2 separate regions of the Homo sapiens genome follow, and region 1 is linked to region 2. A link is an interaction called in ENCODE POLR2A ChIA-PET data of the cell type or tissue named here. Cell type or tissue: HepG2. All regions are shown on one strand. Links, peaks and the distances in the headings refer to the core of each region. The heading gives the core; the rest is flanking DNA. Region 1 has its middle 26 kb from the start of LINC02003. Region 2 overlaps LINC00673 (long intergenic non-protein coding RNA 673).

The links. ChIA-PET counts read pairs that join two places held together with the same protein. Peaks named below come from ENCODE experiments on the same cell type or tissue, not always from the same donor. Only the 100,000 strongest peaks of a DNase experiment are listed, where the experiment ranks them.
Region 1: POLR2A ChIA-PET joins it to region 2 with 6 read pairs; 3 of 35 experiments call an interaction of 5 or more read pairs at or near these places.

What each region holds. Positions count from the first base shown.
Region 1 is chr17:72,309,067-72,324,046 of GRCh38, forward strand. No RefSeq gene overlaps it. Among named protein-coding and RNA genes, the nearest start is that of LINC02003, 26 kb to the right of the region's middle. In HepG2, for the core only: no CTCF peak of the experiment used is centred there; a DNase peak (open chromatin) is centred at 8,695.
Region 2 is chr17:72,393,607-72,408,586 of GRCh38, forward strand. It overlaps LINC00673 (long intergenic non-protein coding RNA 673), which reads right to left. Exons shown (of 4, transcript NR_152516.1): 4 at 9,716-11,210. Among named protein-coding and RNA genes, the nearest start is that of LINC02003, 58 kb to the left of the region's middle. RefSeq lists an enhancer at 6,662-6,956. In HepG2, for the core only: no CTCF peak of the experiment used is centred there; DNase peaks (open chromatin) are centred at 3,725, 6,145 and 6,795; H3K4me3 peaks cover 841 bases.

The sequences.
Region 1 (14,980 bases), core at 6,049-11,048, 82 kb before region 2:
AACAGCAGCAATTGTGATCGTAGCAAACACCCCTCCTCCCTGGGCCACTGTAGGGGACAAAAGCTCCCCATAAATTGTAAAGCAAGTTTTAGTCATCTGTTTATGCAAACACTCATTGCAGGCCTCCTCTGGGCCAGACTTTGCTCAGCAGTAACTGGACAGACAGAGGCTAGGAGCACTGGTGCAGATCCTAGCAGGAAATGCAGACAATGCAGAGAGAGAGAAGTAAGTTGGGTCGTACAAATAAATATGAGAAACAAGAGAACAGGGCAAGGGCTGGTGGACAGCTGGGGTTCAATGTTGAATAGAGGGGTTGGGGAAGCTCCCTCTAAGGAGGGAACATTTTTGTTTTTGTTTGTTTTGAGACAGTCTCACTCTGTCATCCAGCCTGGAGCGCAGTGGTGTGATCTCGGCTCATTGCCACCTCCCCCTCCCAGGTTCAAGTAACTCTTCTGCCTCAGCCTCCCAAGTGGCTGGGACTACAGGTGCACACCACCCCACCCAGCTAATTTTTGTATTTTTGGTAGAGACAGGGTTTTGCTGTGTTGGCCAGACTTGTCTGGAACTCCCAACCTCAGGTGATCTGCCTGCCTCAGCTTACCAAAGTGTTGGAATTACAGGCAGGAACCACTGCACCCAACCAGGAGAGAACATTTGAGCAGACACCCACATGAAGGGCCAACCATGAGACCATCTAGAAGAAGAACGTTCCAGGCAGTGGGAACAAGAAATGCAGAAGTTTGCAGCAGAGGCTCAGGCAGGTGACCATGGGGAAGAATGAGGTAATGAGGGACAAAACTTCCCCAACCAGGGCAAGACTTGAGACTATGCTCCTCCATGTGAGTTGGGAAGTAGCAGGATCACCCAGTAACATCCGAAAAGCGTCACTCTGGCAGATCTCGAAGGTAGCATTATTGCTGCATGCCCAGAACCACTCGTAGCAGCTCCTGACCTCTGTGAATCCAGTGGAAACAACTCAGACTGACCACATAGTGGCTCTCCCTTGGCCTTTGACTCTTCCATCTGTTCATTTTTTATCAACAGATTAACTGCAGAGCAAAGAGAACAGGGAAGTTGCGGCGGTACCACCATTTCCCACCAGGTTATGCTCCTCCACGTCCCTGGTGAATTTGCATGAGATAACAGCAGTAAGGAATAGTAAGGAATTCACTGTAACAGAACAGAAACCACAGGATGTCATAGCAAGAGCGTCCCAAAGCAGGAACATGTTAGGGTTAGAGGTAAGATGTTGAAGCAAAAAGGCGGTGGGTAATAATTACGGTGCAGACACTGCTTAACCAAATATGCTTTTCCATGTTCCTGCCGAGGAATGCCCGATGCAAAACTATTTGCATGCTCTCACTGCACATGTCATCTGCAAAACAGCCCAGCACAGTTCTGGTTTCTCTAGGTGAGGTGACTCTGCTTTCCAGGATAGCAGCAGGATTGTTGCTTTGCTCCGGGCCTTGTCGTTGGCCATGGAGGAGCCAGACTGCAGGCTGTGATGTGCTTGCCTCAAGGCTGGACTATCAGAGCATCAGAGTGTGTCTCCGAATGTCAGGAAGAGGAATCGGGTTGACTGAGAAGGGCGGTGATTTCTGATAGGAGGTTCCCAGCCAGGCGCAGTGGCTCACGCCTGTAATCCCAGCACTTCAGGAGACCAAGGCGGGTGGATCACCTGAGGTCAGGAGTTCAAGCCCAGCCTGGCCAACATGGCAAAACCCCACCTCTACCAAGAATACAAAAATTAGCCGGGTGTGGTGACATGCGCCTGTAATCTCAGCTACTTGGGAGGCTGAGGCAGCAGAATCACTTGAACCTGGGAGGCGGAGGTTGCAGTGAGCCAAGATCATGCCATTGCACTCCAGCCTGGGCAACAAGAGTGGAACTCCATCTCAAAAAAAAAAAAAGTTCCCATTCACCCTTCTATGCTAGACGAGTGTTGTTGGGTTATTATTCCTTCCAAACTTAAAAAATTATGGGGAATGTTAGAGCCCAAAAAACAGGAGCTACAGGCTAGGGGTTACTAATCACAGGGCCTGGGGTTCCCTCTGACAGCAAGGGGAGGTGATTCAGCTGTGCCTTCTCATTGTCTCACTGTGTGGGTTGAATTGTACACCCCCGCCCCCCAAAAAAAAAGATCTATGGAAGTCCCCTATTGACTCAAAATGTGACTTTTTTGGAAAGAGGGCCTTTACATGGGGTAACCAAGTTAAAATTGGGTCATATAGATGGGCCCTAATCCATCAGGGCTGGTGTCCTTATAAAAAAGGGAAATTTGGACACTAGACAGACACACACAGAGGGAAGATGATGTAAAGACAAAGGGAGGAAGCCGTTCACAAGCCAAGAAACGCCTGGGTCTCCTCACAGCTAGGCAAGCAGCCTGGGGCAGATTCACCCACACAGCCCTCAGAAGGAACCAACCCAGCTGACACTTCATTTTCCACTTCAAGCCTCCAGAATTGGGAGATGATAAATTTCTGCTTAAGCGCCCCAGTTTATGGTACTGCTGTTTAAGCCCTCCCTGGAAGTGAATACACTCACCAATAACAGCTTATACTGAAGGGCTGTCTTTAGCGAATATTAGTGAACCCTGGTGTCCTGCAGGGGACGTTCGCAGAGTTGAAGATGTGGATAATTTCACATGGTTTTTGCAAGGTGCTGGGCTCCCAGCACATATTCTGCAACAAGCTCTATGAACATGGCCTCCTCCCGGATTTTCCATGCTTGCTTTGCATTAAGCAATAGACTGAGACTTGGACTATCTCATTTCACCCCGAGGAACAAAATGAGTTGGATGTTTACACCATTTTATAGGTGAGAATACAAAGGCATTAGTTGTTGTACAGTAGTCATGAAAGATGGCTGAAAAATCAGGTGCAAAGAGGGTGTGCCAGGGAGCCCCCATGAGGAGGGCTCTGCTAACAGACAGGGGAGGGCCAGGGAGCCGTAAGTTCTTCTGAGCCAAGGAAACCCATCCTGGAGGAGAAAGAGATAGACAGGCCAGAGTTCCAAGCCTGGTTCTGCCTCCTGCAGCCATCAGGCCTTGGCCATCTCCATGCCAGGGTTTCTCTATAGGAGGAGTATCGGCAGGGGCGTCCACACATGGCAGGACATTCCACCCCCCTAGCATCCACCCACTCCCTGCCAGCAGGGCGCTGCACTTCCCCCCAGGCATCGGGGACTTCCACAATCACCCCACACATTCCAAACACCCCTTAGGGGGTGGTGCCCTGTCCAGGTGGGAACCCCTGAATCATTGTGAGTCTCATTAACTTCACTCCTAAAATGAGAAAGACATTATCCTTCCTCCTAGGTTATGAGGGACTTGAGATTTTTCTCTTTTTTTTTTTTTTTTTTTTTTTTTTTTTTGAGATGGAGCCTCGCCCTGTCACCCAGGCTGGTGTGCAGTGGCACGATCTAGGCTCATTGCAACCTCCGCCTCCTGGGCTCAAGCGATTCTCCTGCCTCAATCTCTTGAGTAGCTGGGATTACAGACATGGCACCACTGCGCCCAGCTAATTTTTGTATTTTTAGTAGAGATGGGGTTTCACCATGTTGCCCAGGCTGGTCTTGAACTCCTGACCTCAGGTGATCCACCCGCCTTGGCCTCCCAAAGTGCTGGGATTACAGGCGTGAGCCACCAAGCCCAGGTGGGACTTGAGATTTTAGGTGTATAGAAGGCAGCATTTTCCAACCTCAGTGCCATTGACATTTTGCCCTGGATGGTTCTTTGTCATGGGGGTCTTGTCCTGTGCATCGTATGACATTTAGCAGCACCTCTAGCCTCTTCCCACGAGATGTCAGGAGCACCCCTCTCCCAAGTCATGACAAGCAAAACTGTCTCCAGACATGGCCATATGTCCCCAGTTGAGAGCTGCTGATAATAGAATAATATTCAGAACAGTGTGAGGCTTGTAGTAGGGACTGAAGGAATTACAGCTCTTATTACAAAAACATCCAACTTCCTTCTTTTTCTACTCAGTAACAACCACCAATCCAATTCAGGTAAATAAGAATGCACCACTGAGTCCGTGCACACTCCCATTAGGTGGGGCAGCCCACAGGCTGTGTCATGGATTCCAAGGACTGAACGTATGTATGGCCATTGTCCTCCTCTTGCCAATTTCAAGGGTCCTTGGCAGAAGCCTTGGCCTTATCTGTGACTGCTCCCTCTCCAGCAACTCTCTGATCCACCTGTCACCAATCCAATTGTTCATTCCTCCATATACTCTTTTCTCTTCATCCCCACTGCCAATTCCAAGGCAAAGCACCCTTCATCATTCACCCAGAGATCCCAGCAATTTCTAAAGAAAGCTCTGGACCCTAATCTTTCGTCTCTCTCCTTCAATCCTTCCACCTCTTCCTGTTGGGGCTTCACTCCCCGGACACCACTCTCATCTTCCATATACCAAGGTCAAGAACTCTCCTGCCTTTCAAGTGCCTGATCCCCATCCCCTCTCTTGTGGACAGCCTGACTTTCTGCTTTCTGCAGTACGTAGGCACGTGCCTCCTCTCATCCCTCCTCTCTCACTGCATGCTCAGTGCCTTCAGACATGCAGAGTATCTCTCCAACCTCCTCCCATTCCTCCAATCCCAGTGCAAGCTCAGCGTCCCTCCTCCAAAGCCTTCTTTAACTCTCCAAACCCCACTCATTTCACCCTTTGCTCAAATTCTATTGCAATTATGGTCATTCACACACAGCAGAACACTTATTGTTTAAATGCAGTATTGCCTTTCCACCCCCTGGTATCCTTAGATGAATGATGTTTTTATTTCCAGAGTTCTAAATTCAACCTTCCCTACCCCACCTCCTACTAGATACCTGGCTTACTTCCTCCTTCTGTTTTTTGTTTAAATATCACCTTCTTAGCCAATCTTCTTTGACCACGCTATTTAAAACTGCAGCCCCTCCACCATCCCCAAGTTCCTCCATCCCCCTCACCACCTAAGCAAGTCCTTGTTTTCATGGAGCTTACAGGAGCCGACATATTTGCCTGGGCAGAAAATATATTCACTTTACCACTTATTTCATTCACAGACAGTTCAATATCGAATCTGTTCTCAGTATTTTATTATGACTCCTTATCAGTGTCCTTGATCTTGACTTTAATCTCTAAGGACAAGAACCTTCTCTGTTTTGTTTTTCTAAAATGAACTTTGAAGTTTAGCATGATTTTAGATTTATAGAAAAGCTGTGAATTTGGTACAGAGAATTCCCATATATCCAACACCTAGTTCCCCTGTTGTCAATATCTTACATGAATATGGTATATTTGTCATAATTAATGAAACCAACATTGATACATTATTATTAAAGAAAGTTCATACATTATTCAGAGTCCCTTAGTTTTTTTTCTTAATGTCCTTTTTCTATTCCAGGATCCCATCCCACCCAGGATACCACGTTACATTTACCTGTCATGTCTGCTTAGGCTCTTGTTGGCTGTGACAGTTTTCACACTTGTTTTTCATGACCTTCCTTGACAGTTTTGAGGAGTACTGGTCAAGTCTTTTGTACAATGTCCCTCAATTTGGATGTGTCTGATGTCTTTCTGATTAGACAGGCGTAATGAATTTTGGGAGAGAAGATCTCAGAGGTAAAGTGCCACTCTTATCATCTTGTATCAATGGTGCAGATAAAACATGACATCACTGCTGATACTGACCTTGATCACCTGGCTGAACTGGTGTTTCTTGCTTTCTCCACTGAGCATTACTTGATTTCCAGCATTTTCATACTGTACTCTCTGAAAGGATGTTACTAGATCCTGCTTCCTTGTGGGCAGAGTATCTACCTAAATTATTTTGAATTCTTCTGCATGGGAGATTTGTCTACTAGCTCTCATTTATTTATTGATCCAATCATTTCTTTATAGCAGTATGGACTCATGGGTATTTGTTTTATACTTTGGGTTATAATCTAGTTAGCTTTATTTTCTTATTCAAATTGTTCCAGCTTTGGCCATTGGGAGTTCTTTCCGTTGGTGCCAGTGTTCCTTTGACCCATCCCCATCATTGTGTCTGTTAGTTTTTGTAATTTTGTTTGCTTGTATTTTGAGCATTTCCTTACGTTCTGGCTCTACTGATGTTCCAGGCTTATCTTGGATATGTCCTGCCCTACCTCTAGAATCAGCTATTTCTCCAAGGAGCTCTAGTTCTTCTTACTGCAGAATAGTACTAGAAAACAAGATCTGGGCTCTCAGTGTGCTCATTGTGACTAGGGTGTGGTTAATTCTAAGCCCTTCCAGCTGACAAAGCAAGGAAAGGTATGTGCATATACTAGTCCATGTCTCTCCACACACATGTATTTACAAATGTTTCTATATGTAATCATCTGTATCTCTATTAAGCTAAACATAAACTTATACTGATATTTTTCCAACTCTAATCCATTACCACATAGATCATCCTAGACTCCTCCCATTGCTGAGCTTTAAAGTCCCACTCCCACAGTGAAAAACAAGCTTCCCACCATTCACCATCCATTTACAGGATTGTTCAATTGCAGTCTATGTGGATAGCAGTATCAGAATTGTTGACCCATACCCCCATGGAAAACAACCTTATCAGCTACAGTAGAGTGCTTGCGGGCATTTCCTTTGCATTTAGTCTTACCCCCCTCATTTCAAAGTTGCTTAGATCAGCACCTTTTCCCACCAACCCCTTCAGTTAGCTTGCTTCATACAACTATAATATATCTAGATTATTTTGTCACATTCTTCATTCCACTCTGTGATCTCCCAATCTCCTAAACAATTTGTTAAATTGCGTGCATTAAGATTCTCAATGTGCCATAAAGTTCTATTGGTTTTGACAAACGCATAGTGTCCTGTATCCACCATTACGGAATCAAACAGAATAATTCCATTGCCCTTAAAAAATCCCCTGCACAACACCTGTTCAACTCCTTCCCTCCAGAACCTCTGGAAACCACTGGGTTTTTTGCTGTCTATATTTTTGCCTTTTCCAGAATATCATATAAATAGAATCACACAGCATGTACTCATTCAGACCAGTTCCTCTCACTTAGCAATATGTATTTAAGATTCATCCACGTTTTTGCATGACTTGATAGCTCATGCCTTTGTGTCACTGAATAGTATTCCATCATATGTATGCATCAAAGTGTCCTGACCCATTTAGCTATTGAAACACATCATTGTTGCTTCTAGTTTTGGATAATTATGAATAAAGCTGCCATAAACACTCATGTGTAGAATTTTCTGTGGACTACAGTGTTCAAATGAGTGAGATAAATATCTGGGAGCATGGTTTCTGGATAGTACAGAAAACTGATTAGCTTTGAAAGACTATTTGTTTTTTAGAAATTTTCAGTACTGAGACACATGCAGGTAAATATTTAATAAATAGTTTTTTTAATTTATTAAGGACCCAACAGTCAGCTGCTTAGAAGCTCAGTTCCTGGGAGAGAAGTTTTTAGCTTTGAGTAAAGGAAGGGAACTTCCTGGCATATGTCATCTCACTGCCAGAAACAGAGTCAGGTTGCCCCACCATTGAACTGTGGATCAGATGGCATGTCTTCTTCTGCACCTACTTGCCTTGCAGTTCAGCTATGCCTTGTGGATTCTCAGATAATACATGTTAGAGGAATAATAATGACGATTACCACTAAGTTGTCACTTGATGTTGAATGTGTGGCCCAAGTGAAAACTACATTTTCTTCATTTGATCTATTTTCTTGTATTCCCACTTTTAGCCATTTTCCCAAATCCAAACAATCTGGCTGCCACACTCAGAGGGGGAAGAAGTCAACTTTTCTGGGAAAAAAAAGACATTTAGAGAGCCTGGGCCCATGTAGAGAATGTCAGACTTCTCCAGAAGGACATGGCCCTGCTCCTGTCCATGGGAGAACAAAGGATCCAGTATGTAATGGACCAAAAAGGATGCAGGCTGTGTCTATATTCCCTTGCTGACCTCTTCCAATTGAGGCCAAAACAGTGGGCTTTAGACTTGAACATCCATTAGAGTCACCTAAAGGGCTTGTTAAAACCCGGACTCTTGGGACCCGTCCCCGAGATGTCTTATTCACCCAAGAGTTTGCATTTACAACAAGTTCCCCAGTGATGCAAATCCCACTGGTCCTGCCCCATTCTTGGAGCTCCACCTGCCTAGAGAACTAACTATCCTTCATACATCCAAACCCATGGCCATCGCTAGATCTCCCCTCTACTCCTCATGTAAGAGACGAAGCTGAATGGAAGAGCTTGGGAAGGTGGATCTGAGATTTGGGGAAGAAGGGCCAAGGGGTCTAGGCACTGACTCTGGAAACGCAAGTTGTTCGCCACTCTGGAGATGCTCACTAGTGTGGAAATGCAGGCTTTTGGAGACGGAATGGGCTGTAGTGGCCAAATTCCCTTTACCATAAAAAGAAAGAACATAAACCCAGAGGGTGGAAGCCATGCTCTCAAGGCCGCACAGCAAGCCTGGGCAGAGCCATAGTGACCTAGACCTTTTGACTCTTCCCATAATAGTAAAGCTACCCTTCCTTGTTCAAGGCAGCACAAGTACCTTCTGACTCAGAGTGAGGAGGGCAGGATCAAGCCCATTCCTGGAACGACAATATTTGAATTATCATCTCAAGGGGAAATGAACAAAGAATAGCAGTTCCCTCAATCCACTCCCTGCTAAACACACACACACACACACACACACACACACACACACACGGGTTCACAAAGGCCAGCTCTCCAAAGAGTCAGGGAGTAGGAAATGGGCAAGTGGGAAGATGAAAGCTCATTGTTTTTGCAGCAACACTAGTCAGAGTAATAATTCAATTTTGACCACACAGAATAAACAGTTCCAAGCATCTAGAAGATGAGACTGCTGAAATTCTCAGCTGAAAACCCAAGGGGACAGAAAAACCAGAGCTGTACTTTCAGTTCCTCCCCCAAAATAAAAGGACTCCAGCCAGCCACATCTCGCCCTTAGAACCCTGGAAACAGGTGAGCGATTCATGACATTTGTTTAAGATGAATCAATTCCCAGCACCATGTAGTGAGCCTAGGTCTCAGAATGACCCAAAAGGAGGGGCGCAAGACAAGCACAGGAAGGGGGATGGGAGAGAAGAGTCTTTGTCTGCTTTTCCTGATATTTTAAATATTATTAGATAATTTCTTTCAAATTTCTAATAAGCAGGTTGAAGTTTAAATTACAAGATCTCTAACAGAGTCAGGATCCAAATAGCACAGGAGCCGGCAGACAACAATTGCTGGGGCCGGATGGGTTTCAGGTTTGCTCTTTGTGAAGACAAAGCTCCTATTGAGTGGTGGAGAGGAGAGCTGGGGAAAAGAGAGAGGGCTGTGGAGGGTTTTCATTACCCCGATCATCATCCCCACCGCGAGGGGAGGATGTAGAAGGAAGAAAGAAAATCTGGACCTGGCCAATGCACTGCTGAAAATGACAGCTTGGAATGAATCACACACCTGATATCTGTGGCTCCTCCAGAGCAGAGTGTGGACATGAGACAAAGAGGAGGAAAGAAGGAAGGAAGCTGAAGCTCTAGTCCTGCACGCTCATGCATCCAGCAAAAATAAAAAAGCAAAAACATCAGAGCAGAGGATGGGTTCTTGGTAGGTGGTCCAGGGCTAGAAAGGTGATCTAATAGTTTTCTGTTTTTTCTTGAGATGCCTTGTAAACACTAGATTAGGAACCTCAACACTCAAGGGAACTTTATAGTTGAAAACCAACAGCCACTTCCCAATAGAAGGTGAAGCAGAGATGGCAGAGATCAAGAGATACAATACCTCTCCCTCTATGTGTAGGCTAACAACGGAGATCACGGGTCTCTGGGGCATTGCCACAAACCCAATCTTGTTTGTTCCTCTTCCTCTCCTTCCCTCATTTCTTTTCCCTCTGTCATTATTAATGTCAGAGTCAAGTGCCCTCTTTGAAAAAAGCAAGTCTCCATCTGAATGGAGTTGGGGCCAGGTTCACAGAAGTTATTTCTTATTGGAATGTTCTCCCTGGCAGGTGCTTCTCATCTGCTAACCCCTGTGTCTTCCCTTCTACTGCACTGGCATTAGGAATTAGTATCTCCATTCAGATATGGCCAAATAGCATCTGAGAGGTGAAGCCAGTAGCTCTCAAACTGGGCTGCAAAAAAGTTGTTTTTGTTTTTGGATGCCCATTCTCTACACTCCAGAGATTCTGATATAATTGGTCTATGTTTTTAAAATTCACCCCAAGTGACCCTTACATGTCAGCAGAACTGAGACCCCTTACATTAAGAATTATCCAAGGAGTGGTTCTCAAACACCTGGAAGGCTCATGAAACATAGATTTCTGGACACACCTGCAGAGTGGCTGATTCAGTGAGTCTAAAGGTGGGTCACAGAGTTTACATTTTCAGCAAGCTCTCAGGTGATACTCAGGTGGCTCCCAGGGACCACACTGTTAGAACCACTGACCCCAAAGCATATATGTTGTAATTGGTAAATAAGATGCAATGTGGGCCTCCCTGCCTCGAAGTCTGCACCCCAAGCATGTTTGTATTTCCCTTTTATTTTTATTTATTTATTTAGAGATGGAGTTTCGCTCTTGTTGCCCAAGCTGGAGTGCACTGGCATGATCTCCACTCACTGCAACGTCTGCCTCCTGGATTCAAGCAATTCTCCTGCCTCACCCTCCCGTGTAGGGGATTACAGGCATGGGCCACCGCACCTGGCAAATTTTGTTTGTTTGTTTGTTTTTGGTTTTTTGTTTTTGTATTTTTAGTAGAAATGGGGTTTCACCATGTTAGCCAAGCTGGTCTCGAACTCCTGAACTCAGGTGATCACCTGCCTCGGCCTCCCAAAGTGTTGAGATTACAGGTGTAAGCCACCACATCTGGCCTATTTTTGTTTATTTTTTGAGACAAAGTTTCACTCCTGTTGTCCAGGCTGGAGTGCAATGGCACAATCCCGGCTCACTGCAACCTCTGCCTCCTGGGTTCAAGTGATTCTCCTGCCTCAGCCTCCCGAGTAGCTGGGATTACAGGCATCTGCCACCATGCCCTACTAACTTTTTATACTTTTAGTAGAGACGGGATTTCACCATGTTGGCCAGGCCGGTCTCAAACTCCTGACTTTCAGGTGATACACTAGCCTCGGCCTCCCAAAGTGCTGGGATTACAGGCGGGAGCCACCACACTGGGCCCGTATTTCCCTTTTAAAGTGGTCTATTGGACCAAAAGAATCTCTAGACACAATGACTACTGTGGAGGAGCTGTAGAATCTCTCTCCTGAGAGATGTGTCAGATAGCATGGGAGACAATATTCCAGGGCATTGCGGCTCAACGGGCGCTCTGTGGACCAGGAGTATTGGCATCACCTGGAAACTCATTAGAGGTGGAGTCTCTCAAGCCCCACCCCAGAGCCAGGACTGGAATCTACATTTTTAGAAGGTTTCCAGGGGATTTTATACACATGAAAGTTTAAGCAATGCTGTTCTAGGAGAGCTGAGAAACACCATGATTGGAGGATGGAGAGATTAGGGGTGTGTGCCCAGCACACCTACAGGAGGTAGGGGGCAGGGAGCTGCAGCTCATCTAGGTCCTTCTAAACCCTGGCAAATACTGGCAGCGTCAGGAAGGGTGTTCAAAGAGGGCACTCGACCATGATGATAATGACAAAGAGAAAAGAAATAAGGGAGGAAGAGGGAGAGAAACGAGATCCAGGTGGCAATGTCCCAGGGAGTTCAGGTCTAATGACTGGATTCAATGATGTCTAGAGTGTGTTCAGCCCTGGCACTGCCACTCAGCCCAAAAGCAGAGGAAGGAGGGGAAAGTTGTGGGCTGGCCTCTGAGCAACCCATGTTGCTGTCACTTAAGCCTCACCAGATCCCTATCAGGGATGGCCATGCCTGGTGTATTAGTCTGTTCCCACATTGCTATAAGGAAATACCTGATACTGGGTAATTTATAAAGAGAAGAGGTTTAATTGGCCCACAGTTCGACAGGCAGTGCAGGAAGCATGATGCTGGCATCTGCTTGGCTTCAGGGGTGGCCTCAGGAAACTTATGATTATGGTGGAAAGCAAAGGGGGAGCAAACATTTGATATGGCCAGAGCAGGAGGAAGACAGAGCGAGGAGGGAGGTGCTACACATTTTTAAACAACCAGATCATACAAAAACTCACTCAGTATCACGAGAACAGCACCGCAGGCATGGTGTTAAACCATTCATGAGAACTCCACCCCCACGATCCAATCACCTCCCACCAGGCCCCACCTCCAACAACAGGGATTACAATTTAACATGTGATTGGGGCAGGGACACAGATCCAAACCGTATCACCTGGTTTCCAAGGAGAAGTCAAGATAAGGAAGATCAGAGGACCTGTGCAGGTCTCACAGTTACTCAAAAAAACAAAAACAAAAAAACCCAGGGGATTTCTTATCCAGGTCTGGGAAGCCAAAGCTCACATTCTCCTCACCACAAAATGTGAGGGATAGGTTCATGGGAGATGATTACAGGAGCACCGTAATTTGGGAGTTTCAGAGGATTCCCAAATTCTGTCTTGTCTTTTGCCCAACAGAGTAACCAAGCCACTCTGAATGGATGTAGGAGACAGAGCTTTGGGATTACACACAGGGGCTCTGGACTCTAGTCGCCTGAATTGAAGCCCTGTCTCAACTCTTTGCTAGCTTCAGGCTCCCGTCTATAGATTCTCTTTGTCTCCGCTTCCTTGCCTGCAGAAGATGGAGAAGAAACTGATATCCACCTCACTGAAATTTTCCAAGAATTAAATCAGATAAAACATTCAAAGTTCTAAGCCCCGTGCCTGGTAGTCTCTTTGGAAGAAGTACCAGTCCCTAGTCTTGGTCCGGTCAAATAATCTCTCTAATTGCTGCTCTGGAAAGGAGCATTTTAATTCCACAGTGGGACAATGTGGAGAAGTGGAATGCTATGGGAAATGTGGGTACAAAATGGGAGGCGAAGGGCGGATGAAGCCCAGTTATTTATGTGATTGCAGGATGTTTGCAAAGACACACTCAAAATGCACACAAGTTGGCGTTTCCCCACAAGTGATGGCAGTGAGCCTGGGAAGGGTAATGTCGACATCAGAACCATCTGGCTGTGCCTGCAAATTCAGAAGCCAATCACCATTCCCACCCTCTGAACTCTCACCACCCCAGTCCTACATTTTTATACCAGAGACCCTGAGCCCCCTGGAAGGGGAAATAGTCTCTGTCCCATTTGCTGCCCATAAATAATACCCTGCAAGAGTGCTCACTTTAGTACCTTATCTTGCTTTGCAGTTACCTTAAGTGCAAAAGACAGGCTTGGAGAAGAGAAGCACGAGCTGAAAACCTGCAAACTTCTGTGCTCCCCTGGGCTCAAAGGTCTACAGAAGGAAGATTTGTTTTTAAAATACTTCCCTGTTCAGGAAGGGTAGTAATTGTGATCATCAGAGGCACCTTGGTGTGTCCTAGGCTTTCATTCCTGGGGTTCACAGGAATCCACGTAGAGTTCCCCTTCCTGCTCAACTGCTGCCCTCAAGAGCCAGCTAGCCTTGCTCAGGTCATTGCAAAACCTGATAAACTAGGTGCCATTATTATTACTATTTACAGGTGAGAAAACTGAGTCTTAAAGAGTTTCACCTATGTGCTCAAGGTGGTACCTATAGTAAGTGATTGAGGACCAGGAAGCATGGTCTTCCAGAGCCTGGGTTTTAGCTGCCAGGCCAACCTTCATCCATGGTGGTGCAGGGGGACTATCATTGAGGTGGGGACTCACCAGACCTGTGTGGACATCTTGGTTTTGATGTTCACCTTTCTTCTGGTACCACTGTCCCCATTTTTCTCTGGAAGACCCAGTATCAGTCTTGCCCCGGAGGGCACCTGACTCATGCCTGGCCAGTCAGCACATCCCTCAGGCTGTAGGGATTGGTTCATGAATGGGCACATGGCTAGAGAGGTGGCTCATTCTGCTGGACATGGGGCTGTGAGCCCAGGAGCCCGGAGGGAGAACCTGCTTGAGAATTAAACCAATGCTGAGAAGAGCAAAACCCAGAGATGTTGTGTCAGGTAGGAAGGCCATGCTAAGCTGAGGTAACAAATAAACACAATTATTGTTGTTATTTATTATTGTGTAGCTTAACATAATAAAGGTTTATTTCCCCCTCACATAAAGTCCAATGTGGGTCAGATGATTTTCCAGGGCAACTGTCTTCTTCTAGTCCATAACTTGGGGGTTCAGGTGCTCTCCATCCTGTAATGGGGCCATCTCAACATGTGGCTTTCAGAGTTCCTGAAGTAGGAAATAGAGACATAATACACTCATTTTATTGGTCAGAAGTTGTCATGTGACTCACCTAAACTCAAAGGGGCAGGGAAATATGGCTGTCCAATGTGGCGCAGAAGGTAAGAACTACTCAAGAATGAACCCCGAAAGTCTCCACCACAGATGGAGGGAAATAAAGTAGTTTAAATGATTCAACATGATTTAGATCTCTGGATCAAGCTGTGCCTGAAGGAGTTGCAGTAGTTCTTAAATGAGCCAATAGATTTCTTTTTTAAAAGTCTAGTTTAAGTTTAGTTTTCTTCTCACTTGCAATTGAACAAATCCCACTTGACAGGAACATACCTAGACCTCACTCCCTGGCTGGCTCCAGCATCTCCCTCCTCCCAGTCGAAACACCACCCACTATGGGCTTCTGCCCTTCCACTCACTAAGAACTGCAACACACGCAAGCTTAAATGTTCTAGATTTTCCTAGGAACTGTCTTTTCAGCCACTGTGAAGGCCAAATGGTACATGAGAGAGGAAGTCACTTAGGAGAAAATAAAAGTCAATGCTAAAAATAGCCTTCCATCTTGCAAATGAATGGGGTTCCCCTGAAGGAAAGATAGGACTTCTGTAAAACGCCATAAAGTTAGCTCTCTGAGATCCTTTGGAGAAAGTGGCCACATCTGTCCTTAGATTAGCAGCAGCAGCAAGAGTTGGCTTGACCTCCTAGGGACTTTGCTTGAAGACT
Region 2 (14,980 bases), core at 3,286-8,285:
AGGGTGGAGGGGTGGCAATCTGGAAGGGAGGAGGTAGGCAAGCAGAGGTGGGAGGACTCAAGGGGAAGTCATGAGTCCCCCCTCTCCATCCCCACTTCCTGGGGCCTCCACTGAGTTAAAGCATAAGGAATCTGAAGCCAAACTGATTGTATGACCAGTCAATGAGTCAGTACCACCCTGCTCTTCATGGCCTCTCTGAGGTCAGCACCTCCAGGATATCCGTTCACCCAACCAGGCAGAGGCAAGGAGTTTAGAAAGTGAAATTAACTATGGGGTATACCTCCTTCCTTCGCCATCCCAACACAGAAAGAAAATAGAGGGAAGAGGGGAAGGAGGGGACTGGAGAGATAGCTTAAAGTGTGTAAACAGGAATCCTGGATTATACAATCCATTCATAAACAAGAATAACACTTGTTCAAAGACGGTTTTTCGGCTTTGTTTTTTGCCTCCTGTCATGCACTTCTGAGCTAGGAAATATCCGTTCTTCTCTATTCCCTTCCTCTCCAGTCTGTTTCAGAGCAAGAAGAAAACTTAAATGCTGAAACAAGGTATTTTTCCCCCTCTGGATGAACTGTTTTACAATAAGCTACCTGCTGGGGTCAGGAAACGTTAGATCAGTGGCTTTCTGCTCACACAAAAACTCACACAGGGGGTCAGGCTGAAGACTGCCCCCCTCGACCCTCCACAGAGAGATGGTCACCCACATACAACCCCTCTGGATCTGTGCCACCTTTTATTGGAAACAATTTCTCCCTTCTGCTTCACCACTTTGCCCCTTGGTTCTCAGTCAACCAATGCTCCGAACTCTCCTGCACGCTGGAGGGGAGCAACCCCCAGCCAGCGCACCTGGGGCTCTGTGTCCACAGGCTCATGGGAAGTTGGAAGGTGAGGGGTAGTGGGAAGAAGACACGGGAGGGAAGGAAAGAGCTGTGCCCCATGCGCCAATAGGAAACATATTTCCTTTACTATTAAGTGTGTTATACTCAGAAGAGGGAGGAATGATCAAAATCAAAATAAATAGCCAGCGGAAATAGGCAGCCCCTCCCTGGGAATGGTAATTACACAGGATGGAAGTTTATCCAAACACTGGAGAAAAAATGGTTCCTGTTGGAGGACAGGGAAAGGAACGTTCCTTACTGGAAAGGAAATTTGTTTATGACATTTTATTTGCTCCTTATTTTTTAATGCGCTTCTGGCCCCATGTCCTGTAAACAGACCAGCTTTTCCATTCTCTGGCAGTGCCAGGAGAGCCAAAGACCAAACAGGCGGAGCTGGTGCCAGGATCCTGGGCCACTCAGGTCCTACAATTACAAGAGCCGAGGCCCAGGCCAGGGGGTCTGGAAGGGGGCCTTGCTGGCCTCTGCAGTATGCAGGGAAGGGTGTGATTTGAAATCTAGGTGTGGAAACGGGGAGAAGGTTCTCTGCCTCCTGAGCTCCCCCGAGGCTTGGAATCAGCTCTCTCTCTGCCCCAGTAGAGGGAGAAACAGGAAGGGCTTCATGCACCCAATGTATATGTCTCATGAGTGTTTTGCAGGGTCTCTGCAGTCGGTAGGTGAAACTGACAGATTCTGGAGAGAACTTGGCCTTTAGGAAAACGCCTGACTGATGTTAAAGTCACGTGAGACTGATGTGGTGTGCATGGTGACCAGAAGGAGAGACCATTGAGTGCCAGTGTCTGCAGCTCAGCTCTGTCCCCAATCCCAAATAAAACCGCCACGGCCAGCAAGAGTCAGCGACACCTTCCCACAGCCGGACAACAGAGACGCAATGGCAGAAGTTCACATTTGACGTTTCCTCTTCCCATCTGGGCATAGAGATCATCTGAGGCAGAGTTATGGCAGACGGGCCCTGATGGCGCCATGTTCAGAGTATAGAGAGAGCTCCGACGCCACACTGCTTGGGCGCTGTGCTCCTGGCTCCGCCCTAGGAGCTGCACCTGTAATATCTCGGCCAAACTTTGCAATCACCCAAGGAAGCAGTTTAAAGGAAGGAAACTGAGGCACAGAGGGGCTTAGTCACTCACTCAAGGTTACACGGCTAGGGGCTGGTGAAGAAGCTCAGGCCCAGGCACTCTGGGCCAGAGCTGTCGTCCTCCACCATGACTCCATCCTGCTTCCCTTTGAGAGCCAGTAAGCCTGGGCAGAAGTCCTCAACTCTCTGAGCCTGGTAGTAGAAAAGCACTAAGCCTGCACACCCAGGCCTGTGACAATGGGGCATCCAGAAGGCCAGACCCACGGGCCTCAATGGCCACAACAGAGGCCAATAAGCTGCACCTCAGTAGCCCCACAGGGGGTTCAGTTTGCATGGCAGGAGCTGCAAGTCCTCCCCAGCACTCCTGTTCTCCACCCCCTCCTTCCATGGAGTTGGACATTTCCCAGCTCTCTTGCATCCAAGTGGAGCCTTGGGATCAATTCCTGCCAATGGAAAGTGAGCAGAAGCGATGGGTGTTTCTTCCAGGCCAAGATGGTCAAACAGGTGCATGTCCTCTCACAGCACTTTCTCTGTGTTCACTGGTAGAAGAGGATGCCTCTGAAGGTAGTGATATCCTAAAACAGAGGGAACCTGGGTCCCTGAATTTCTGCATGAAAAAGAGCCTCCGGTCCCTACTATTGCTAAGTCACATTTAACTAATGTGTAAATGAGAAAAACTTGTCAAGTGAAGGAACTGATATATGGAGGTGTTTTGTTGCAGCGGCCTTTGGTGACTGATACATAGAGAACCACAACACTGCCCTTAGGGACAGGGGCCTATGGGTGGTCTCTACAGCAAGTCAGTACACCTCCCTCAGCCCACAAAACAAGGTCTCTATCCTTCTCCCAAAGCCACTGCGAGATTCCAAGGAGAAGATTTACAAAGAGCTTGAAAACTGGAAAGTCCCATAAAACCACTGAACTTCATTATTTCCTGAATGGCCTGATCTTTCTTGGCTGAATGTTATATCATTTCTCTCATGTCTGAAGCCGTGCCTAGTGACTGTGGTTCACAGATGACAACCTCTTGGTCCAAACTCTTATTTTATTGGTGTGTATGAATTAAGAATGGGGTGAGCTTTCAGTGTCTCTCGTCTCCCAAACAGGCAAAGCTTCTGCCCTACATGTCAGTTCTCTTCAATCCTCCTTTATCTGCTCCACACACCCCCATACCACCACCCCCACCCCCACCCCCACAAACCCCCAGGAGGAGAAATCAGGAGTCAAGGGAGACAGACTTTTCCTCCCAGGGCCTGCTTGCCCCTGAGTGGTGCCTTTTCTCCCTTGGCCTTTGGTCCTCAGGTGGTAAGACCTTGAACCTAGGTCCAGTTCTCATGGCAAGGGATCTGCCTATTAACACCGAAGGTCTCTACCTGTGAGGTTGGATATTAATGGGCAGGTCCCTTTTGTTTTTTCTGTAGTTCTCCCTATTAGACAGAGTGAAATTATTTGGATATTAATGGGAAGATCCTTTTTTTTTTAAGTTCTCCTTATTAGACAGGGTGAACGAAACCCTAGAAATTTTGATCTAAACTTTTGAACTGATATTTTTATTTCCCACCCTAAAAATGAAACTAGCTCATGGGGTAACTGGCAAAAATCAGACATAATTCTATTTTCAGGAAGAGTTTCTACATGGAAACCAACCAATCAGGCAACAAACAAAATTTCTCTGCTGTTTGGAAAACACTTTCTTTCTTTATTGATTTTTTGAGTCAGGGTTTTACTCTGTCACCCAGGCTGGAGTGCAGTGACTCAATCACAGTTCACTGCAGCCTTGACCTCCCAGGTTCAACCGATTCTCTCACCTCAGCCTCCCAAGTAGCTGGGACTACAGGCATGCACCACCACACTTGGCTATGTTTGTTTTTGTTTTTGTTTTTTTAATTTTGTAGAGATGGGGGTCTCCCTATGTTGCCCGGGCTGGTCTGAAACTCCTGGGCTTAAGTGATCCTCCTGTCTTGGCCTCCCAAAGTGGAAAACACTTTATTGATTACTCCTGAGCAAGCAAAAAAAAAAAAAAAAAGGCAAATTTGGTGGTACACACAATAACAGGTTGGTAATAGGAAAAGTCAACTCAACATCATTTTTGTACATCCTACCATGTAAAAGCCATCATGCTGCAACTTCACAAGCTCTGAATTTCAGATTGTCCATGACCCTGGTTTTGAATCTCAAAGTTCACATAAAAGACTTGGTCAAAGCAATTGATTACTGTAAAGTCTTGTTTGCCGATGATTAAATGAGAAGTATATGAAATGCCCATCACAGTGCTTCCCATGTGACCATGGACGTTTGGGAGCATTTCAACGATAAATTTCAATGAGTAAACAATGACTCAGTCCCTATTCTTATAAAAGAGAGAGAAAGAGAGTTGGGAGAGAAGAGGGTGCCAAAACAAGTCCATTGTAAGTGCAGTAAATGAGATACTAAAGTGCTATGGTCAAGGAAGGAAGACTGACATTTTTTTGAGTACCTATGTCAGAATATGTGAGGGAGAGGTCACAACTGGTTGAGAGGGAAGGAGAAATCCAGGACGGCTTCTGAGAGAAGGAAGCATTTGAGATGAGCCTCGAAGCATTCGTAGGATTTCAGTACCCTGGATGCCCGATGTCTATCCTTTAAAAAATACTCCTCTGTGAAGAATTGCCAAAGGATTAACGATCGTGCTGAATTCAATAAAAAATCATTACTGGGCCAAGCATGGTGGCTCACACCTGTAATCCCAGCACTTTGGGAGGCTGAGGTGGGAGGATTGCTTGAGTGGAGGAGTTCAAGACCAGCCTGGGCAACATAGTGAGACCCCCATCTCAAAAAAAAAAAAAAATAATTACTGGAATGTGCAAGAAACTTTCTGAAGTAAGCAGTTCTAGAATGTGAGTAGTGATTTGGGAAGCCATAGTGCCCCACGTAGATTAATAAGATGCATCCTGGGCTGGCGCAGTGGCTCACGCCTGTAATCCCAGCACTTTGGGAGGCCGAGGTGGGTGGATCACGAGGTCAGGAGATCAAGACCATCCTGGCTAACACGATGAAACCCCGTCTCTACTAAAAGTACAAAAAATTAGCCGGGTGTGGTGGCAGGTGCCTGTAGTCCCAGCTACTCGGGAGGCTGAGGCAGGAGAATGGCGTGAACCCAGGAGGCAGAGCTTGCAGTGAGCCGAGATTGCGCCACTGCACTCCAGCCTGGGCAACGGTGCAAGACTCTGTCTCAAAAGAAAAAAAAAAAAAAGATGCATCCTGGACAGTCACTGGGGTGGACCAGGAAATGGGCACTTAGGGTCTGGCATGGAGCAGTGTGTCCTGCTGTGCTGTACATGACAGTGGGTGGCTGTTAGCAAGCACCACCCATGAGACCGTAGCACCCACAAACTGCAATGTTTTAGAATAGCCTGGATTACACTGTGGATGTTTAAAGCAAAGGATAAACAATGCTCCATCTAGTTTAGTTTCACTGCATCTCCTACTTGAAAACTGAATAGACTCGGTGGCCATCCAGCCCCTCTTGTCCCGATATTTCACTCCATGGTGAGTCACAAGCCCTGGTCAGACCCTAATGGACACAGCCCCACCTTGAACAGTTCCTCTTTCAGGCTGAAATCATCTGCTGGGTATGAAGACTCAGATGGGATAGGAAAGTTAAAACTTAGAAATAGGCGTGCTCTGTTCTTTTCCAATGCTTGTCATTATGCTCATTTTCGTGAGGGACAAGGCCTTTGCCTTACACCTGGGACCTAACATTAATAGTCCAGGAGAGAGGATGGAAGGGACCCAGGAGGACCACCTGCTGGAGTCACTACCCTGAGCCACCACATCCCGGGCATCGGCAATTCCTGGGCTGGCCAGAGCCCTGGGCATAGACAGTTCTACAAGCAGAACATGTTTTTCACCCTTGCCCTTCTCACCCCTCCAAAACCCAGACCTAAGTTACCGAAAAAGGCGGGACATAGTGGGAAGGGGGCAGGTGAAAGAGGAAGAAAAGACGGAGATGGAAAACAATTAAAAAAAAAAAAAAAACTCCAACAGAACTCGATAACCCGAGGGCCCAGTGATCGGTGCCGCACGGCATACAAAAGCCAAAAGGCAGGTCCCAGGACGGGTCAACTTAAGACTTAATATTTGCCTTTCACTAAGCAAACTAATAAATCCCCTATGGTTTTAGCCACGCAGAGCTCCCAGTTTTTATTTATTGGTCAAAACGGCAGGCAGGGTTTCTTTTTTTTTCCCCTCCCAGCCACCCTGGGGGTAAATAGTGGTCCCCCTTCCACCCCTCCTGTCATCAGCCTGTATGTCTATTTACCTTCTCCCTCAACAAACTCATGTTCAGTGCAACTGACAATGCGTGCAAACAGCTTTGAAGTATTCTTTGGTAATGGACTTCCCGGACAGCCCTGTTTTTGACTTGCACAGCCAAAGGCAAAGGGAGAAAGGGCTACTGCTTGTCAGGAACCAGCTGGGCCAGGCAAGGCTGAGAACTTGATGCATGGCAGGAACCTCAGAGAATCGTCAAGACCAACCCCTGCCCCTTCTCTGTCCCTTTTATAGATGAGAAAACTGAGACCCAGAGAAAAGGCTAGAGTGACTCACATGTGACCCGGACTTAGTTGAAGCCAAGGGCAGGGCCGGTGATCAGGTTTCCAGACCCCTCAGTTTAGGGCTGTCTTCAGGCCTCCCTCCACCTGTTCTCCACCAGCCTGGCATATAAGGGTCTTATCCAAGGTCAGTGACCACTTCCAAGGTCACCTTGAAATCCTTTAAACTGCAGCCTCCTGAGCAGAGGGACTTGTTTCACCACGAGAACCTCCTATCTCTCCTGTCAACATGACTAATATTTTCCCACATGGGTTTCCAGGGCCGCTTGAAGAGGATCAAAGTTCTCCTGTGGATCAAGTTCCAATGCCATGGAAAATCTCACAGGCGAGGCTGAACAAAATTGGGGGGTGGGGGCGGTGTCGGGGAGCTAATTTGAAATAGTTATGTTCATAATGAAATTAAGGCAAGATGAAATCACTTTACATTGCACCTTGGACAATGTCTAACGTACTATTCTAACATGAGACCTAAAACCCCAGCAAAACTTTAAGACATGGACTCCTAGAAGGCTGATAGCTTATCCATCAAATATGCCAGCATCGTGGATGTCAGAACTATTAATAGAAGAGGCTCCAGGGATCGTGTGGCCCAAACCCCTCATTTTATACGGAAGGAATTAAGATGATGAGGAGCTTTCTGAGACAAAAACTTAGGTCTCTCTGCCTCCCTGCACTGTGCTTTTTTTTTTTTTTTTAAACCAGAACAAACATGGGGAAGAGGGCAAAAAGCATTTAGCACAAAATCTCATTAAGAAATTGACATTCATGGCCACCTGATAGTGTATGAAACACTCTTTAAAATTCAACTGCTTCCCCATCAGGCTGGGTATCACTCAGCCTCTCTCATAGTCCTCTCTCCCCTGGGCTGAACGATCCCTTGCCTGATTTGAAAGGGGATTCCTGCATTAGTCAGAGATAAATCTAGAGAAGAGTGATGCTTTAGACCACTTCAGCCTCTCAGGTTCTGTGATTGCATATGGATAAGGAGATAAGAAAAGAGAGGGCCAGGCGCATTGGCTCACATACTTCAGGAGGCCAAGGCAGGAGGATTGCTTGAGCCCAGGAGTTCAAGACGAGCCTGGGCAAGATGGTGAGACCCTGTCTCTACAAAAAAATAAAAATAAAAAAAATTACCTGGGCATGATGGCATACAACTGTGATCACAGCTACTCGGAAGGCAGAGACAGGAGGATTTCTTGAGCCCAGGAAGTCGAGGCTGCAGTGAGCTGAGATCATGCCACTGTACTCCAACCTGGGTGACAGAGTGAGCCAGAGAGAGAGAGTGAGAGAGAGAGAGAGATTGAGAGAAGAGATTGTTGCCTTTGACATAAGATCAGGACTTCTTTTGAAACCAAAGAATGAAAGTAGAACATAAATGAAGGGATCATCTGAAATGCCTTCATCTTTTAAAAAAGAAAAATGGCACCCAAGGAGGTGGGTGAGCATCCCTCCAATGGTAGCGAAGGTAGTGAGAATCACTACAGGGGCAAACACCAAGGTGCATGATACGTCCATAAGTTCATCTCTACCCTAGCATGTAATTCCCTCCCTGTGGTCTTGCCATGCCAGATGAATGAAATTATCTGAAGGCCCCTGTTCCGGCACTGCAAACACTCATGCCTGTCTTTCAGCAGAGAAGATGGAGGTCAGATGCCCTGACAAGCAGCAACAACTTCAGGACGCCACGTGATCCTGAAAACCTGGCTTTTTCTAGTCCACAAAAGACCCTGTAATTTGCGTTCAGGTTGTTCTTAAGACCAAAAAAGTTGGGCTGGTGCAACTATCCCTTACCCACTCCCCTCCCTACCCCCGCCCTGACTACCACCTCCAAATTCTGCTCCCTCATCCCAGATAAAAGTCAGTGTCTAGAAAGGTAAGTATAAGCTGGGAGGCCCCACTCCACACTGAATTGAACTCAAAGGTTATCTAGGAGCCTTTAGAGAGAATGTACATACTTAGCCCCAGTTTACACACCCTTGATATTTTAAAGGATTCTAGAGTTTAAAGGAATTTCAGGAAGTCCTCTAGCCAACTCCTTTGCTTCCCAGACAACACCATCCCAAAGGTTTTAGTTCTTGATCTCTGTCTAGCAAAGATGCAGATTTGGAATCCTGGCTCATGATTCTACAGACAGCATGTGTATGCATGTGTGTGTGTGTGTGTGTGCTTGCACACATGTTACAGTCTCTCTTCCTCAGTTCCCAGTGGCTGTGTTAGTTTTGTTTCTTAATGAACTGTTTTGTTTTTCATGAGAAAGTTAGTTTCTCCTTTGTAAGTAAGGCTGTATTGGAGAGGAATCCCTGATACCTTGAAGGCCTGCCATGCCCACCATCCACAACACTCAGAAGGACATGGTCTCAGTTGGTTCTTCATACAACCCTACCATCCTGGAAACAATTGATTTGGTCAGCATTGGTGCCTGATCCAATAGCATCCATCTGTGGCTGCCTGAAGGCCAACGAAGTAACCAGACGCAAAAGCTCTGAATGCAGATTGGCTAAACCAGTCAACAGCATCAGTCAGTTAATAGTAAGTAACAAAGTAGAGGCATGGTCGTTGAGTCACCCAGGAGGGTGACCAGTTTTCCCAGTTTGCCCAGGACTGTCCCAGGTTTAGCACTGAATGTCCTTCATCCCAAGAAACCCTTTAGTCCTGGGCAAACTGGGACCGTTGGTGACCTTCAGCTCATCACGATGGCAGAATTCTAAAGTCAGGGGCAGCGAACCCTGCTGCTGAACAGAGGATCAAAACGACCATGATGGTATTGCTCTTGTTATCTTTGAAAACCAACTAGTGCTTCTGCATCTGCTGAATGACCTTGGGCTTTTTGAAAAGGCTTAGCTAGGCAGTGGCTGGGACTATTTCCTGTCTACCTTACTGTGACTTTTGAATAAACCAGGATTTATGAAGGTAACGTAAGTGGATCTCTGTTCCTTGACACCTGTAGGAATCCAAGGAATACAATGCCTGTAACTGTGTGTCAAGAAAGGAAGGAAAAGGTGAAAACCCATCAACAATCTGTAAATTTCAATAGCTCTAAACATCTTCAAGAGGTTCTCCTCAATCATTTTGTGATGAATCTGAGATGTCCACAAGGACTCCACTGTTCTATTTAGAAGACACCAAATTCACTAAATGGTCATACAAGCACAGCAACTGCAACATACAAAAACTTTAATTATTTTTGCAAAAAGAAAGCCAACTATTCGCCTTGGAAATAATAATGAAGTACAAATAGCTCTGACTCTGCATTTGGACAAGGATGAACCATGATAGATATTTAGAAAGGGTTTTAAATCATGTGTATGTTGGCTACAGAGTAAAAGGAACAGAGAAGACTCAAGCTATTGTCAGGTGTGTATGTGTCATCAGCACACACTGGGGGAGGAGAGTCCTCACTAAGTGCCACAACCCCTGATAGCTGTCAGTCTCTCATGAAGCACCATGATCTGGCATGGACTCCCAAATGCCACTTGAGAGAAGGTCTTCACAGCAGACTGTGCATCTGTGTCACAAAACACGGCTGCAATGAACGACAGTGTTCATTTTTTGCCCTTCCAAATGTATTCTTGTGTATGATCGAAGCAAAGAAAGTTGAGGATGGAGAACACGAGCCTTCACCATCAGTTCTGCTGCTGAAGCCTTCTCCAACAGCCCTAAGGTCCGAGAGCCTGATGAACTTCTGCACTGATCCGTGTATCATTCTGGAACTTGGTGGCCAGATCCCAAACAAATGAGAAGAGTTACTATTCCAAGGCTGCTTGCAACACACAAACACTGGCCTCTTTACACGGAGCAGGAACAAAAATTTAGATCCTATTTGACCTAAGTGTGGTTAACTATTCACTCTGTATCCGGCTGGAAGATAATGGAGCAAACAAGAATTGCTGAGTACAAAGGCACAGCAGACATGGGAGGCGGGGGGCAAGAAAGGGTGTGGTAGAAAGCCCTTTGGTTCCCTGGGACAGGGAGGGGGAAGAGTCTCATGAGCAGTAGCAGCAGAGGAAACACTTTCCACAAGGAAGAAGGACAAGGTCTGTCATAATGAGTCTTCTTCAACTGTAGGTCACCTCCAGCGATGCATCCCTCTGCTCCTTCAGGGCAACACAGACTATTTCTCGGTGTAAACGTCTTTTCTTTCTACCCAAATGGCACCTCAAATCCAGAGGTCTCTTTATTCTCCAAAATAAGATTATTATTATTATTATTATTTGAGACAGGGTCTCTCGCTCTTTTGCCCAGGCTGGAGTGCAGTGGGGTAATCACAGTTCATTGCAGCCTCAACATCCCAGGCTCCAGCCATCCTCTTGCCTCAGCCTCCTGGGTAGCTGGGACTACAGGCACATGCCACCATGCCCTGCTAATTTTTTATTTTATTATTATTATTATTTTAGAGATGGGGTCTCTCTGTGTTGCCCAGGCTAGTCTTGAACTCCTGGGCTCAAGAGATCCTCCCACACTGGCCTCCCAAAGTGTTGGGATTATAGGCATGAGGCACCATGCTCAGCAAAGAATTCTTGATCAAATCCAGAGCTCCTGCCTCTCAAGAGGTGGTCCAGCCTGAGCCAGGTCCTTCCAAGGGGTCCAGGTGGCACGCGGGGGTTCTGCTAAACTTCCTGGTGGGAATGTGGATCAGTCCTTCCCATCCTGTAGACCAAAAAACAGCATGAGAATTAGATTCTAGCTTCTGCCCTTTCAGGGGCTAGCATCACATTACTGTCTTTGGTTTATAATGCTTTAGCTGTTGAACAGAACATATACTTCAAAAAGCAGTATTTTAGTTAAGTGTCGGGGGTGGGGGTGGGGGAAAGCCTATTTATACCTCTCAAGGAACTATCCATCCACTGAATCATCACCAGGAACCCTCCTACACAAATCCCACTACGAAATCCAGAGCTGATTTTTTAAAATGCCACTGAGTGCAGCCAGTCCAGAGGAAGTGGAAAATTCTGTTTTTCAGCAGGTCACTATTATTTCTGTGATTTATGGGGCAGGGAGCATGGGGGTGGTAGATCACCCACTTTATAGTGGAAAGCCGAGGCACAGAGGGTGCCGGTGTTCTTGCTACAGAACAGCAGGGCTCTGGTCCCTAATCCTAATGTTTAGGATTTACTAGGAACTTCTCTCTGCTTCTGAAACACCCTTAACAATAAATTAGGAACTTACTCAGAGTGGATAGCTCAGAGGAAATGGTAAGACACCATTAAATATATTTATTTTTCCCTAATTCTGATAGCAAATAAATTAAGATGGAGTTGGACTCACGATACTTTCCTTGATGTTCACCCCTCAACATTACCTTCCATTACTGAGTAACAAATATATTGAATAGCACCAAATGCCTTCAGGAGAGTGCCCTATTTTAAAACTGATGAGTCTTAGCAGTGCAAGTCAGGGGCCTTGTATTAGTCTGTTTTCACACCAATATAAAGAAATACCTGAGACTGGGTAATTTGCAAAGGAGAGAGGTTTAATTGACTCTCAGTTCCACATGGCTGGGGAGGCCTCAGGAAACTTACAATCGTGACGGAAGGCAAAGAGGAGGCAAGGACCTTTCTCACATGGCGGTAGGAGAGAGAAGAGCAAGCAGGGGAAATGCCAGACACTTGTAAAATCATCAGATCTTGTAAGAACTCACTCACTATCATGAGAACAGCATGGGGGAACCCGCCCCCATGATCCAATCACCTCCCACCAGATTCCTCCCTCCACGCCTGGGGATTATGGGGATTACAATTCAAGATGAGATTTGGGTGGGGATACAAAGCCAAACCATATCAGGCCTATTCACAGATACAGATAACATAGGCCTTATGAAAGAGGCTGCCCTCTGGGTCTCTGATTCTAGCAATCACTATCAATCCACAAGGAATACCTGGGCAACCACAAATCCATGCATTCACAAGTACCATATTGGATTAGATGCTGTGGATACAGGAATCAGCCAGACAGGCAAACCCCACCCTCACAGGCCATAATGGAGACATAACATGGATCAAAGGTTTCCTTAGGCAAGTATGGGGCCAGAGGACAGCAAGGCCTTGAGGGAAATGCACGATGGATTCTGGGGGCATTTGGAAACCAACAGGCCCCCTTCTGTCCCTCAAAAGACCTGGGGGCCCCACTCAACCTGGTGCAAAGGAATTCTCCTTCATGAGGGCTCTAGCTGAGGCCTTGGTGGGGATGTGTGCAGTGGCCAGGAAACCCAGAGAGAAGGGCACCAGTGGCCAGAGATGAGATAATGACACTGTGGTGTTATTTGATAAACACACACACACACACACACACACACACACACACACACACACACACAGGTTTTCGTCCTAAGTTCCTAGCTCATAACTCCCATAGCCCTTGTTACAGTCTTTTGCTATAATGTTGGGCCTCAGGAAACAGAATCCCTCTCCTGCCCTCCTTACACCTGCTCCAAGACAGGACTCTAATCTTCCCCACCTTTCTGACTCATGAGACCCTCCCCAGAGAGGAATCTGCCCTATACCTTGGGGAAGGAATGCTGACGTCATGAAGCTTCCATGAAACCCCAAGAAGTCAGGGTTCTTCAGGGAGCTTCCAGATAGCTGGGCACATGGAAGTTCCTGGAGGGTGGAGCATCCAGGGAGGACAGGGAAGCCCAGTGCCCCTTCCCCCACACCTCACCCTATGCATCTCTTCACCTGTATCCTTTGTAACAGCCTTTAGAATAAACCACTAAATGTGTTTCCCTGAGTTCTGTGAGCTGCTCCAGGAAATTAATTGAACCCAAAGAGGGGAGTCATGGGAACCCCAACTTAAAGCTGGTCGGTGAGAAGTTCCAGAGGCCTGGACTGGCCACTGGTGTCTGGGGAGGAGGGGGCAGTCTTGGGTACTGAGTCCTCAACCCATGGGATCTGATGCTATCTCCAGGTAGATGGTATCAGAGTTGAATTGGTGTCAGGGAGAAACCTGCACACATTCGGTCACCAATGTCTTCCGTGTTGACTGTTGTAGTGTGAGGGCAGAGGAAAAGCACGGTTGGAGAGAGTTTTCCCTACACAGTTACAATGAGAGCCCAGAGGGACTGACAAGAAGAAAAACGGTTCAAGACATTTCTCTGCAGATGAACTGGGACAGGAGAGTCTGCATTTTAGAGTCAACTAAAAAATAAAAGGATGAAAAATCAAAAAGGCAACCAATGTGCAGACACAGAAGTGCTTGTGTGCTCCAGGCAGCTCTCTGATTGGTGGCCAAGAAGGAAGCCAGGAGTCTTTGCCACAGGTGTTGCCAGGGCCCTCTGGACACACCCTTTCATTTGGACCTGAAAACACCCCACACAAACCCAAAGTTTTGCTGACCTTCCTCTGGTTTCGTTTCTCCACCTGGTTAGTGGCCCTCTGAGCTGTCTCGGAGAGAGCCCTTTTCCCCTGGGAGATGCATGCAGCTCGCAAATTAATTGGCAACAGCCGGGTGAATCACCCAGGGACTTCCTTCTTGTTGCCGGGCAACTGCATGCACTTGGCAGTGGGACATTAAACACAGAGGGGAATGCTGTGAGGCATTTGCAAAATAAAATAAAAAGCAAAACATACAACACCACAGACTCTCATCCCAGCAGGGCTGGCCCAGCCAAGGGATGTGTGGGGGGATGAGGGAATCCACACAAGGGAGGAAAATGAGGTTAGGCCATAAGCAGATCCTAACTCTCCCTCCTCCCCACAAATCAAACTCTTCTAGATATGGCATTTGTATTCCACTAAAGACACACCTCTATTAGCCTAGAGAAAGACCATAGGAGGAGCAGGAATTAGAAGGCATCTAGAGATCTGATCCCCTAGAATTACAGGGAAGCTTTGCAAAGCTCGCTACGGAACTACCATAGCTACTGATTATGCTTCTCCATCGTACATCACTCCACAGGTTAAGTCACCTGACTGAGGTGACACAGGCCCCTCTAGGGCAGGATCCTTCCATACCCTCCCCTCCACCCCCAGTCCCTTTCCACTTGAATATTTTCATGTCTGTTGCTATGGCCACTGGGAGTTGATTAGACAAACCCTCCCAACACATCGCCTTGCCCTGTAGACCATGTTTCTGGCCTTTTTAAAAAAACCCCAGACAGAAGTGAAATCTATGTACATTCTGTGTTTGGAAAAAAAAGATGGGGACAAGAAATGGAAGAACAGTAGCAAGAGGGCTCCTGTTGGGGGCTGAATAGTAGCCCCCAAAGATATCCACACCCTGATCCCTGCAAGCTGTGAATCCTACCTCATATGGCAAAAAGGCCTGTGCAGATGTGATTAAGGATCTTGAGAAGTTGGCCTGGACTATCCAGGTAGGCCCTAACTGTGATCACAAGTGTCTTTATAAGAGAGAGGCAGAGGGAGATCTGATCCCAGAGAGGTAGTAGGCAGTGTGATAATGGAAGCAAGAGGTTGGAAGGA